2 separate regions of the Homo sapiens genome follow, and region 1 is linked to region 2. Evidence: chromatin contacts called from ENCODE Hi-C or POLR2A ChIA-PET data. All regions are on one chromosome and are shown on one strand. The core of a region is the stretch at or near the end of the contact, and the rest is flanking DNA. Distances in the headings are between cores, read along the strand shown.

Region 1 (5,510 bases), core at 30-2,529, 52 kb before region 2:
TCCTCAACTGGATAACAGTAGGGTTGTCGGAGGATGAAATGAGTTAATATGGGTAAAGGACTTAGAACAGTGCCTGGCTGGCAGTGTGCTCTCTGTACTTGGTAGGTATTCTATCGTTATTTTCCCCTACCTGAATGTCGCCTCTTCTCTTGCCTATCAACCACTCCACTCTAAACGCACTTGTAGCGAATCCAAGCCCAAGGCATCCTTTCCTGCACCATCTGAGGAAGACCCCACCCCACTCTTTATTGGCTAGTTCAGATCCAGCTTATATGTAAATGATAAGATGAAAGCCTGAGCATATGTTTTTGAGTCTATCAGTTTGATCATGGAAACTGACAGATTATCAGTAAGGACAACGAAATATAGCGGCATATTGGCCAGTCTCAAATCCTTGAAAGGTGCAAAAGTTAAAAAGTGAAAAGTGGGCCGGGCACGGTGGCTCGCACCTGTAATCTCAGCACTTTAGGAGGCAGACACAGGAGGAATGCTTGAGCCCAGGAGTTCAAGACTAACCTGAGCAACACAGCGAGACCCCCATCTCTACAAAACATGTAAAAATTGTCCGGGTGTGGTGGCGCGCGCCTGTAGTCCCAGTTACTCAGGAGGCTAAGGTGGAGGAACCTTTGAGCCCAGGAGGTCCAGGCTGCAGTGAGCCAAGACTGGGCCAGTGCACTCCAGCCTGAGTGAGAGCAAGACGCTGTCTCAAAAAAAAAAAAAAAAGAAAAGAAAAAGAAATGTAGGTTTTACTTGTGCCTCCACGCCCCACCACGCCCTCCCTTGCTCATCCAGAAGTCGCTTTGCGGTTCCACGCGCGGGCGTCTACGTCCCATCTCAGGCCGCCGGCAGTGAGGCTTTGGGAGGATGAGGCGGTACCGGCACGACCCCCGTACCTGCTCTCCCTCTCGCAGTCTAGCAACCGCCTTTGGCCCAAGTAATCTCGGCTCGCCTAATACAGCGTGCCCCGCCCCTTTCCCGTGGCGACGGGCGGCTAAGCAACGGGAGCGGGCTCTACTCAGTGGTTTCGAGCCCCCCACGCCCCAAGTGAGTCGCAAGCGACTTCCACCTGGGCCCGTAGGGCCTCCGCGTCCCGGGCCGGTCCCCGCACAGGGCGGAGCTGGCCCGGCCCGGAGCTCGCCCCGCCCCGCCTCACCGTAAGCTGACCGTGTGGCGGCCGGGCGAGGGCCTGGCAGGGGAGAGAAGGGGAGGAGAAAGGAGAGGAGGAAAGTGGAGCCTGGCGGGCCGGAGGGAGGAAGGGAAGGGGCGGAGGCCAGGGGCAGAGTGTGCCGGCGCGCGGGGGAGTCTCGGCGCTGGGCGCGTCTCGGAGCCCAAGTCGCGGCCGCCGAGCGGAGCCAGCCCCTCCCCTACCCGGAGCAGCCCGCTGGGGCCGTCCCGAGCGGCGACACACTAGGAGTCCCGGCCGGCCAGCCAGGGCAGCCGCGGTCCCGGGACTCGGCCGTGAGTGCTGCGGGACGGATGGTGGCGGCGGGGCGCGGGCCAGCGCGGGCGCCGTGAGCCGGAGCTGCGCGCGGGGCATGCGGCTGCGGCCCCCGGCCCTCGGCCCCCGCGCTCCGGCCCCAGCCCCGGCCGCCGGCCCCCGCGGAGTGCAGCGACCGCGCCGCCGCTGAGGGAGGCGCCCCACCATGCCGCGGGCCCCGGCGCCGCTGTACGCCTGCCTCCTGGGGCTCTGCGCGCTCCTGCCCCGGCTCGCAGGTAAGCCGCGCCGCCCACGGCGCCCAGAGAAACTTTGTCGCACACTCAGCCGCGGGCGGGCGTCTCGGAGGGGCGGGGAGCGCAGGCGGTGCCTGAGGGCGGAGGGCGCCTTCGGGGCACTCCCTGGTGGGCCAGTCGCTGGGGGACAGCCCCGCGGGGCGCTCCCCGCGCGCAGCCCCGCCGGGCTGTCGTGAGTCTCCTGTTCCCTCCCGGGCTGAGGAGGAGCTTCCCTTCCTGTGTAAACAGGCTGGCCGGCCTGCTGACCTAGCCCGCCAGGGCCCGCGCCCAGGGCACGGGGAGGACCGCCGCCAGCCCTGCCTTGGGGCCCGGGCTCTCCGTTGGCGGGCACAAAGCGGTCCTTGTGGCCGGCCGGGAGCGGGCGGGCTGCTGGGGGGATGCCGTCGGTGCCCTGTTCCCGGAGAAGCAAGGGAGTCTCGAAACCCCAGCCAAAGCCCGGGGCCACCTCCACTCCGGAGGGCTCGCCTCCTGGAACAGCGGGTGCACAGGGCCCACAGCGAATCCTGGAGTTCGCTGCGCCTAGGCTAGCCGCCTGCCTTTGAAGATGCAGCCCCCACCCTCCCCGCCCCCCGCCTGCTTCCTCCTCGCCTAGGCCACCGCAAACCCGAGGGGGCACCCGCGTCCCAAACCACAGCCCCACCTGGGACTTCCCTATTAAATTCCTTCTGCCCGACTTTATCCCGCGATTTGCACACGCTCGGAGCCTCACACTCCCCTAACTGTGGAGGATTCTGGAGCAGAGGACAGGGGCTGTGGAGATTGCCTTAGCCCGACGCTGCGGTGGGCTGGCAGCGTTGCAAGGATCCCTCGGTTACCTGCTCTAACTTTTCAGAGTTGGGAGATGATTGGACGTGGTAGTTTGGAGGCCCTCGAGGAAGGATGCACTTGTTTGGGATGCGGATTTTCTCCTTTCTTTTAGGAAATAATAGTGCTCTATTAACTTTCAAGCCGGAGATACTTGATTGCTCTTGTGAGCCAAGTGGTTGCCTGGCTGCCCGAAGGGAGGACTGTTCCCCCACGGTGTCTCATTTACATGAAGGCAGTGGAGGTTTAGGTTTAAGAGCGGAGGAGGGGTCTGAGCAAACAATAACTTCGTTCAGACCCTAATTCAAACTTAATACTGTAGCAAGGTTTTTGGTTTTTGTTTTAAATGGGAAAATAATCACTCCAGAGCTTGGAGAGTAGATGAGTGGATTCCAAACACCCATCCGGCAGCCAGTGCCCATCACGGATATTTTCATGGGTCCCTAGGGAAAGCGAGGAGCAGGAAGATGTAGCCTGCATCACACAGGAATGTATTGTTGTCAACGCTCCCCTGCTCCACAAGGACTTTCCTTTAGTTTGAAATTAGGCACTTTTTCTTTTTTTGGTGGGAACATTTTCTTTTAATACTTCTTAATAATATTAGTAGTTTTTAATTTTGGCAAAATAAGAAAATCTGACAACCCTATGTTAAGCTCCCCTTCTCTTTTTCTGTTTGTTTCTTTTGTTTTGTTTTTAAATCTTAGTTTTCTTTGAAATCCAAAAGTTCAGAAACTGCCAAAGGAGATGGCTTTTAAGTTCCTTTCCAGCTTGACATTCTGTAATTCTGACAAACAGAATTATAATAATAATTTCTAGTTGCAAATAATTTTTTTTTTTTGAGTCAGAGTTTCAGTCTTGTAGCCCAGGCTGGAGTGCAGTGGTGCCATCTCGGCTCACTGCAACCTCCACCTCCCAGGTTCAAGCAATTCTCCTGGCTTAGCCTCCCAAGTAGCAATGATTACAGGCGCTGCGACCATGCCCGGCTAATTTTTGTATTTTTAGTAGAGATGGGGTTTCACCATGTTGGCTGGGCTGGTCTTGAACTCCTCACTTAAGGTGATCTAACTGCCTTGGCCTCCCAAAGTGCTTCAATTACAGGCATGAGCCACCACGCCTGGCTGCGAATAATTTCTAAAAATACATTATTTTCCACTTGCATCTTGCTTTCTCTTTTTCAGAGTTCACGTACATCTTCACGGTGATGTCCATTTTCTCATATGGGCTCAGGAAGGAAGTGACTTGCCCTTCCCCTCTACTTGGGTCAGGAGTGGTGGACCAGGGACCATGGCTTTTGGTCCAGTGCCCTTTGTCCTACCGACTCAGCTTAAGGAAGAGAAAAGCACTGAGCATGGTGGTTCATTTGCAACTCTTTTGGGGTCCTGTTTTCCCATTGCCTATCTTTTCTTTTCTTTTTTTTTGAGACAGAGTCTCACTCTTGTTGCCCAGGATGGTGTACAGTGGCATGATCTCAGCTCACCACAACCTCTGCCTCTCAGGTTCAAGTGATTGTCCTGCTGAGTAACTGGGATTACAGGCATGTACCACCACGCCTGGCTAATTTTGTATTTTTAGTAGAGACAGGGTTTCACCATGTTGGTCAGGCTGGTCTCTAACTCCCAACCTCAGGTGATCCGCCCGCCTCGGCCTCCCAAAATGCTAGGATTACAGGTGTGAGCCACCACGGCTGGCCTCTGCCCATCTCTTTGACTACAGGTTTTGGTGGTGGTGGTGGTGGAGCAAGCCATGGCACTGGCCTCCAGAACTTGCTGCTTACCTCTTAGGGCCCTGAAGCTTCTCAGGATTAGCAGAGGTTGACTCACATCTGTGTCATTTCTCCTAGTTTTTCAGTGTTGCTGAATTAACTTCAACATTCTTTTTTTTTTTCTTTTTTTTTTTTGCTTCCCTTCCCTTCTTTGTTTTCTTGAAGCACTACAGGTACTTTATTCAGGGAGTGTTTCTGTCTTGCCACTAGGAACATTATTTGAAAGAAAAAAACCTAGTTACTCAGAGAAAAGAAAGAGATGACCCTCAGGGCCATGCCTGCCTGGGTGTTCCTGGACCAGTGGTTGAGTGCCTCTCTCTGTTGCTCTAACCCCACTTTCATCTCAGTACGGATTTCCAGCAGGAAACTGACCTTAGGTTTCAGGGGCTCATTTCAAACAAGTCCCTGGCCGGCTGACAACCCCCTCCCGTCCCCACCAAGGGCTATCTCCTGCTCTTTTTATTATCTTATGGCCAAGAGCCTTCAGACAGAATCCTAGGATGTGGTCTTCCCACAAAACCAGGGGTCTCACTGAGGTGAGGCTTTTCCACGCTGCCTTTGCTAAGACAGAGAGAGGAACACCGTCTTATAAAGAGGATCCTGCAACACCGCTGGAATTATGTGTGCTATCACATTCATTTCTTTTTAAAAAAGCAATCGAATGTTCTTCTAGTGAATGCTCTGCACATCCTAAGAAAGCCCTTTGTTTTATTTAGTGGACTCATGTTGGCAGCACCCTTCCTCTACCCCCAACCCCCTACCACATTTCCTGTGGTCTGTGATGGGGTTGTTGGAATTTGGCTGGGTCTGCAGCTCTCTGTAGGTAACCAGGCACAGGTTTAGAGCTGACAGGACAATGAAATACAAACAGTGGGTTTGGTCTGTAGACTGCTGTTTATCCTATGGATTTACATTTTAACTCCATCATCCTTGAGTTGGGGGAGCTTTTTATAAAGGGGATTGAGGCAGAAGAGGGCAGGGTCTAATTAGCTCTAATTAGTATTCCCCGCCTGCTTGTTCTCCATGCTTATTTAGCTACTGAGGCAACGGGGAATTAAAATATCTAAGTAGTTTGGCAAAAGGCCTTTTGTGCCTGCGTGGCCTGGTAACTACTTTTTCTTATTCAGCCTGGCCATGGAAATATTCTGAGATGCTTTAACGATATCAGTAATGTGGGACAATTACAAACTACTTAAATAATAGGGCCCCTTTC
Region 2 (5,326 bases), core at 1,392-3,891:
TCTTGTTGCATTTGTATTCCCAACCACACCCATATTTGAAGCAGATCTTGGCTATCATTTGTAAGTCCTAAGTATCCCTTACTTTGTTTACTGAATGCTGTGTCTCCTCCTGATCTGGCCAGATTAAAGGCCCTTCCACTGAATCCTGCAAACAGTGGAACAGAGGGAGAAGGCCTGGAATCTTGTGCAGTTGGCTCTGTGCGTCATAGGGGCTGGAGTTGGCCAGGCAATTCCCCGGCAGCGCTGCACGCTCTACTTCCCCTGACCCTGTGCCCTGGAGATGGAGCTGATAACAGGCCTATCTCCCAGCGCCACAGGGAGCTCTTTGTCCTGGTTTTATTCTCACTCTGGTTTTATTCTCATTCTTGTTTCCCTGAATGGACTGTTAGTTATCAACTTGTGGGATTTAGGGGTATGGAATATTCACATGTCTGACTTTAAATCCACCTCTGTGGCCTGCTCTTGAAAGATGTTCTTTGCAAAAAGAAGGAAACTACCTGTTTCTATTTAGGATTCATTCCATTTATGATAAGGACCCTGTTTCTATGAATGGAGGTTTTGAGTTGCTTTATTTATCCCCTGCAGGTCACATTGCTGTGAGAGGCCATCTAACAGCATCCACAGCTAAGGGATGCTTCTGTCGTCAAGGCGGGCATTTTTTCTAATGCACTGTTCCTGGCTGGGTTGGAGTTGGAGAATGCCACTGCCTGTAATTTCTTATCTTTACCCAGAGCCTATGATTGAACCTGTTTATACTTTTTTATGGTCAGAATAATGGTTTCTCTGCCAGGACCTTCTAGAAGTTGACTCTAAGTTGTTTGTTCTGAAATTGTGCAGGCGGAAGTGTGATGTGTGGTTCAGACTGGAAATATGGCTGCTTTCCTCTTCTCTCAAAACAGGGCACGCCCTTGGCCTAGGGAGGACAGAGGGTGAGCAGTTGCCTGGAAGCTCTGGGTCCCAAGTTGTCAGTTATCACTTTGCTCTTCTTCATGGCTCTCAGGTTAAAGAAGTTACTTGTACATTTGAGCTTGGCTGGGTACATGCTGGCTGCACAGTATTCTATGTGCTGCTTTTTTTCGTCAGCCAGAAAATAAATCAGTGCAACCCAATGCGTTTCCCTGTTTGTCTCCACTGCTAGAGCCCTGGCACTTATCCTTTGTATTCTTTAGACAGAGTTTCTGTTTTAATCCTGATTCTTTTAATTTTGCCTGTGTTCAATTTTTAAAGCATTTATTTCCTCTCAAAAATAGTTGGATGAGTAAGTCTTAAAGCAAACAAGGTAAATTTATGTATTGAATAAAATTTTTTTGGCAGGAATTGAGACCTTTATTCTTCCCTGGCCAGAATATCTTATCTAAAATGAAGACCACAGCCTCAGAGGAGCCGTGATTCTTGTTGGAGGATCCTTACCAGAATCCTACAGTATATTGGTAGGACTCTGATAAGGGTTGTTCCCATTTTACAGGGGTGGAAACTGAGTATCACAGGGACTAATTGCATTTAGTAAGGAGTAGAACCAGAATGTGAACCAGTTCTGTTGATTTGAAATTCTGTGCCCTTTTTATTACTCAGTGACTGTGTGCTCTGGGAAGTAACAATAATGCACTATTGAGTAAGGGGCACTGCATTTATTTATTTAAAACAATTTTTTTTTCTTTTTCTTTTTTTTTTGAAAGGAGATCTCATTCTATCGCCCAGGCTGGAGTGCTGTGGTGTTATCATGGCTCACTGCAACCTTGCCCAGCTAATTTTTTTGTATTTTTAGTAAAGACATGGTTTGTCCATGTTGGCCAGGCTGGTCTTGAACTTCTGGGCTCAAGTGATCTGCCCACCTCAGCCTCCCAAAATGCTGGGATTATAGGTGTGAGCCACTGCACACAGCCTGTTGAATTTTTTTTTTTTTAATAATACATTCCAAACCTAGGAAGGCACTGAATTTAGAGTCATGTTTTCCTTACTCAAGCTCTGCCTCTTCTGTTATCGGCTGCCTCCATGGAAGCCAGTTGACTTCTCCAGGCCTCAGAGAGCACATCTGGGAGATGCAGGGAGGCATGGGACTGGAGGGAGGTGCTCCAGGTTGCCTTCCATCTGTGCCAGCCAGTGCCACTTCTCGCAGAGGACTTGGTCACAGCCCTGTCTCCTTTGCTCAAGGCCTTTGATTTTGCTTTTTTGTCTCTTCTGGCTCAGGCTTAAGCCTCAGACCCAGTAGAGGCTGCTGCAGACACCTGTAAAATGTGGAAAATTCCCCAGTCCCAGAGTCAGGCACAACTTTGTCAGGGTTTCCTCTTGCTCCCTCCCAGCTCCCAGTTCCTGCAGAATTGACTCGCTTTCTTTTGACTTATTGCCTGATTTCTTTTAGACCTCAGACTTGTGTCACTTTTCCAAGCATGAGTTGAGAAATACAGGAAATTGCCTTTCTTTCCTCAAGGAAGGCATCCCCCCACTCCTCAAACCTCTGCACCACCTGAAGAGAGGGACCCGCCACATGTTCTGCTTCCCAGCTGTCTGCGTTGTCTGTCTCAGCATGTGTGAGCTGCTTCTGCTAGCAGATCGCACCACAGGTTTCCGGGGCTTGATCCAGCGCCAGGCTGCCTGCTCTTCCTGTGCTGCCGTGTCTTTGGGGAAGCACCATTAAAGTATTGGATTTCTCTGGGCATTGCGCATGCAGGTGTGCAGACCCTCTGCCCTGTAGGGTTGTTGTCAGACAGGTGTGGCGCAGCTTCCCCTTGGCTTTCTATGTGGCAGACGGCAGTGGTTTCATGTGCACTTCTGAATCCTTCTACTGTTTTGGTCTCTGAGGCGACATCCCAAGTGCAGGACTCCGTGGTTTCCTGGCTCTGCCTTCTGCTGTGAGCTGTGTTGTGGGCTCCGCAGCCCCACCGACAGCTGCTGTTCTGGGTTGAGCGGTGGGAACTGGCTGAGTCATAACTCAGTATCGTGAACAGGGCACGTGGGAGAGTTTGCGTTTCTTTTTGCCCTCTAGTGTAAACAAGTCACGTGCCTGCCTTGCACCTGTGCTTAGGAGGTGTCTACACGTGCTGGTGGCTCCCTTCACTGACCAAGGCAGGGAATAATCATCCTGGGGAAAGGGTAGGAGGCCCCTTTGATGGCTGGGGCTCTGTTTTCATACCAGGTGAGAATGTCAATTTTTTATTTTAAGTCAGAGGCTCCTTCTTGCTTGGAATGTCCACTGAGCAAAGATGAAAGGAGACAGGAATTTGCTCTTGGGCTCCTGTTGCAAGGCTCTCTGCCTGTGGCCTCTACCTGTGGCCTCTGCATTCCAGCCACAGTGACCTGGAGTGCGTTACTCTGACTCAGGCAAGGCCTTTGCATGTGTTGTTTCCTCTGTTTGGATACTCCATTCCTGTATTCCTGGTTTTCTTTGATACTACTTCCCTGTATTCCTGGTTTGCTTGCTTGCTTCCTTCCTTCCTTCTTTCCTCCCTCCCCTCCCTCCCCTTCCTCCTGTCCGTCCTTCCCTCCCTCCCTCCCTCCCCATCCTTCCCTTCTCTCTCTCTCTTTCCTTCCTTCTTTCCTTCCTTCCTTCCTCCCTCCCTCCCCCCGCTCCCTCCCCTCCCTCCCCTTCCTCGCCTCCCTCCTTCCTTCCCTCCTCTCCCTCCCTCCCTTCCCATCCTTCCCTTCTTTCTCTCTCTCTTTCCTTCCTTCCTTCCTTCTTTCTTTCTTTGTTTCCTTCTTTCTTTCTTTCTTTCAGTAGATTTTATTTTTTATAGCAGTTTTAGGTTCATAGCAAAAATGAATAGAAAATAAAGAATTCCCACAACTTCCCTCTGACCACTGCGCACACAACCTCCCCCACCATCAGCATTCCACATCAGTGTGGTATATTTGTTACAATCAGTGACCCAGTCAGTGTTGACACATCATTATCAACCAGAGTCCATAGTTCACATTAGGGTTCACTCTTGGTTTGTACAGTTCTGTGGGTTTTAACAAATGTACGACAACAGGTAGCCACCATTAAATATCACACAGAGTAGCTTCCCTGCCCCGGAAGTCCCTGTGCTCCACTTGTCCATTCCTGCTTCCTCCCCCGGAATCTGTTTTCCTTTTAATGTCTAACCTGTGCCTGTTTGTGTTTCAGATTTCAGCTTCACTGTCTGTTTGTCAGAGAAGCCCTCCCTGGTGGACTTCCCTGAGTAGGTCAGGATGCCCTGGCTCCAGGCAAGCCCTTAATCACTTCTGTCCTAGTTATCATCTTATTTTTATTTATTTGAAGCATTCCTGGAATGCCTGCCTCCCTTTGAGATAGTAAACTCCCTGAAGGCAGGGACTATGTCTTTTTTCTTATGACTATATTCCCAGCACCAGACACTGCTGGGCACATAACAGATGCTTGTTAAACATCTGGGAACAAAGGCTTCATTCTCACAGGTGCCTTTATGCTTCTGAAGTTCAGGAATACCAGGTTCTTCTGGCCCCAAGCTTGTCCCATCCTGGATGGGACTTCCACCCTCCCATCCACCAGGCTGCCTCCATGGAATTTACAGTGCTTCATGCAAATTCATTAAAGCAGAACCAGAAGTACTATTACTTGGTAATACTTTTCCATTCAGAAAGCATTTATTGGCTGTCCAATAAATGCTCAGTGGCAGGTATGGTGGAGAAAATTAAAGATAGATGAGAAGTCTCTATCCTCTGGGATTTGATTTGAGCCTGCAGATCCATTAGAAGGGAAATAAAACAACCTGTTTGGAAACATTAGATTGAACCATATAAAATTATTGATATTTATTGATGATATTTGTTATTTGCCTATTGATGTTTTTCCTGCAAAAATGGAAAATTCATATGGTTCAACCTTCTTCATTCCAAAATGTTCTATAATTCAGATTGGACTGTGTCACAGAGTACAGATTAGAAATGTCATCCTGCACATTGCTGGGATTTGAGCTCAAGAGGAATGTCTGTATCCTGAGTCATAGGCCAAGATTTCTTTTTCCCAAGGAAAGAAATGCTACACTTTTGGCCTCATTAAGTTTAGCCACAGAACAGATTTTTTTAAAAAAGATATTTCATTGCAAACAGTGGATGGAAGTAGGAAAAACAAACTAAAAAGAATGTGTATATTGTTTTAAAGGGATGGAAATATGCCTGAATGTCAACATGATTCGGGAAACCAATCACAGAGACCCTCTAACCTTGTTTTCCCTTATGTGCTGTGGAGACTCCTCTGTCCCCAAGCTCAGATCTACTGTGGGAGCTGCCCACTGGCTGCCCAGGTCAGTCCCCTTTCCTTCCTCATTCCTGCCTTGAAACCTGTCCCCTCTTCCTCAGTGCTTGCCTGAAAGGTTAATGGACAGTGTTT

What was found. A loop is a pair of places that touch in the nucleus more often than their neighbours do. ChIA-PET counts read pairs that join two places held with the same protein, here RNA polymerase II (POLR2A). Pooled maps may share reads with other maps.
Region 1: a loop to region 2 is called in a map of heart left ventricle, with 6 times the contacts of the local background. The contact joins the promoter of ITGB5 here to the enhancer-like site in region 2. A Hi-C loop is called at or near these places in 48 of 168 maps with a recorded cell type or tissue (CD14-positive monocyte, CD4-positive, alpha-beta memory T cell, CD8-positive, alpha-beta T cell and 32 more), 19 of 37 single-sample maps with no recorded cell type and 33 of 50 pooled maps. POLR2A ChIA-PET finds 5 or more read pairs at or near these places in 18 of 52 experiments (A549, AG04449, AG04450 and 13 more).

Annotation. Positions count from the first base shown.
Region 1 is chr3:124,883,134-124,888,643 of GRCh38, reverse strand. It overlaps ITGB5 (integrin subunit beta 5), which reads left to right and starts at 1,279. Exons shown (of 15, transcript NM_002213.5): 1 at 1,279-1,713. The coding sequence starts at 1,644. RefSeq lists enhancers at 1-786, 2,555-3,439 and silencers at 901-1,340, 1,801-1,890, 4,948-5,242.
Region 2 is chr3:124,832,791-124,838,116 of GRCh38, reverse strand. All of the region lies in intron 5 of ITGB5 (integrin subunit beta 5), which reads left to right. Among named protein-coding and RNA genes, the nearest start is that of ITGB5, 52 kb to the left of the region's middle. RefSeq lists a silencer at 2,381-2,675 and enhancers at 2,638-2,847, 3,088-3,177, 3,542-4,041. Within about 2 kb of position 2,641, at least 29 of the 41 ENCODE cell types and tissues checked have a DNase peak (open chromatin) inside an H3K27ac peak, as active enhancers do; they include GM12878, HCT116, PC-3 and 12 more, where a contact is called at or near this core.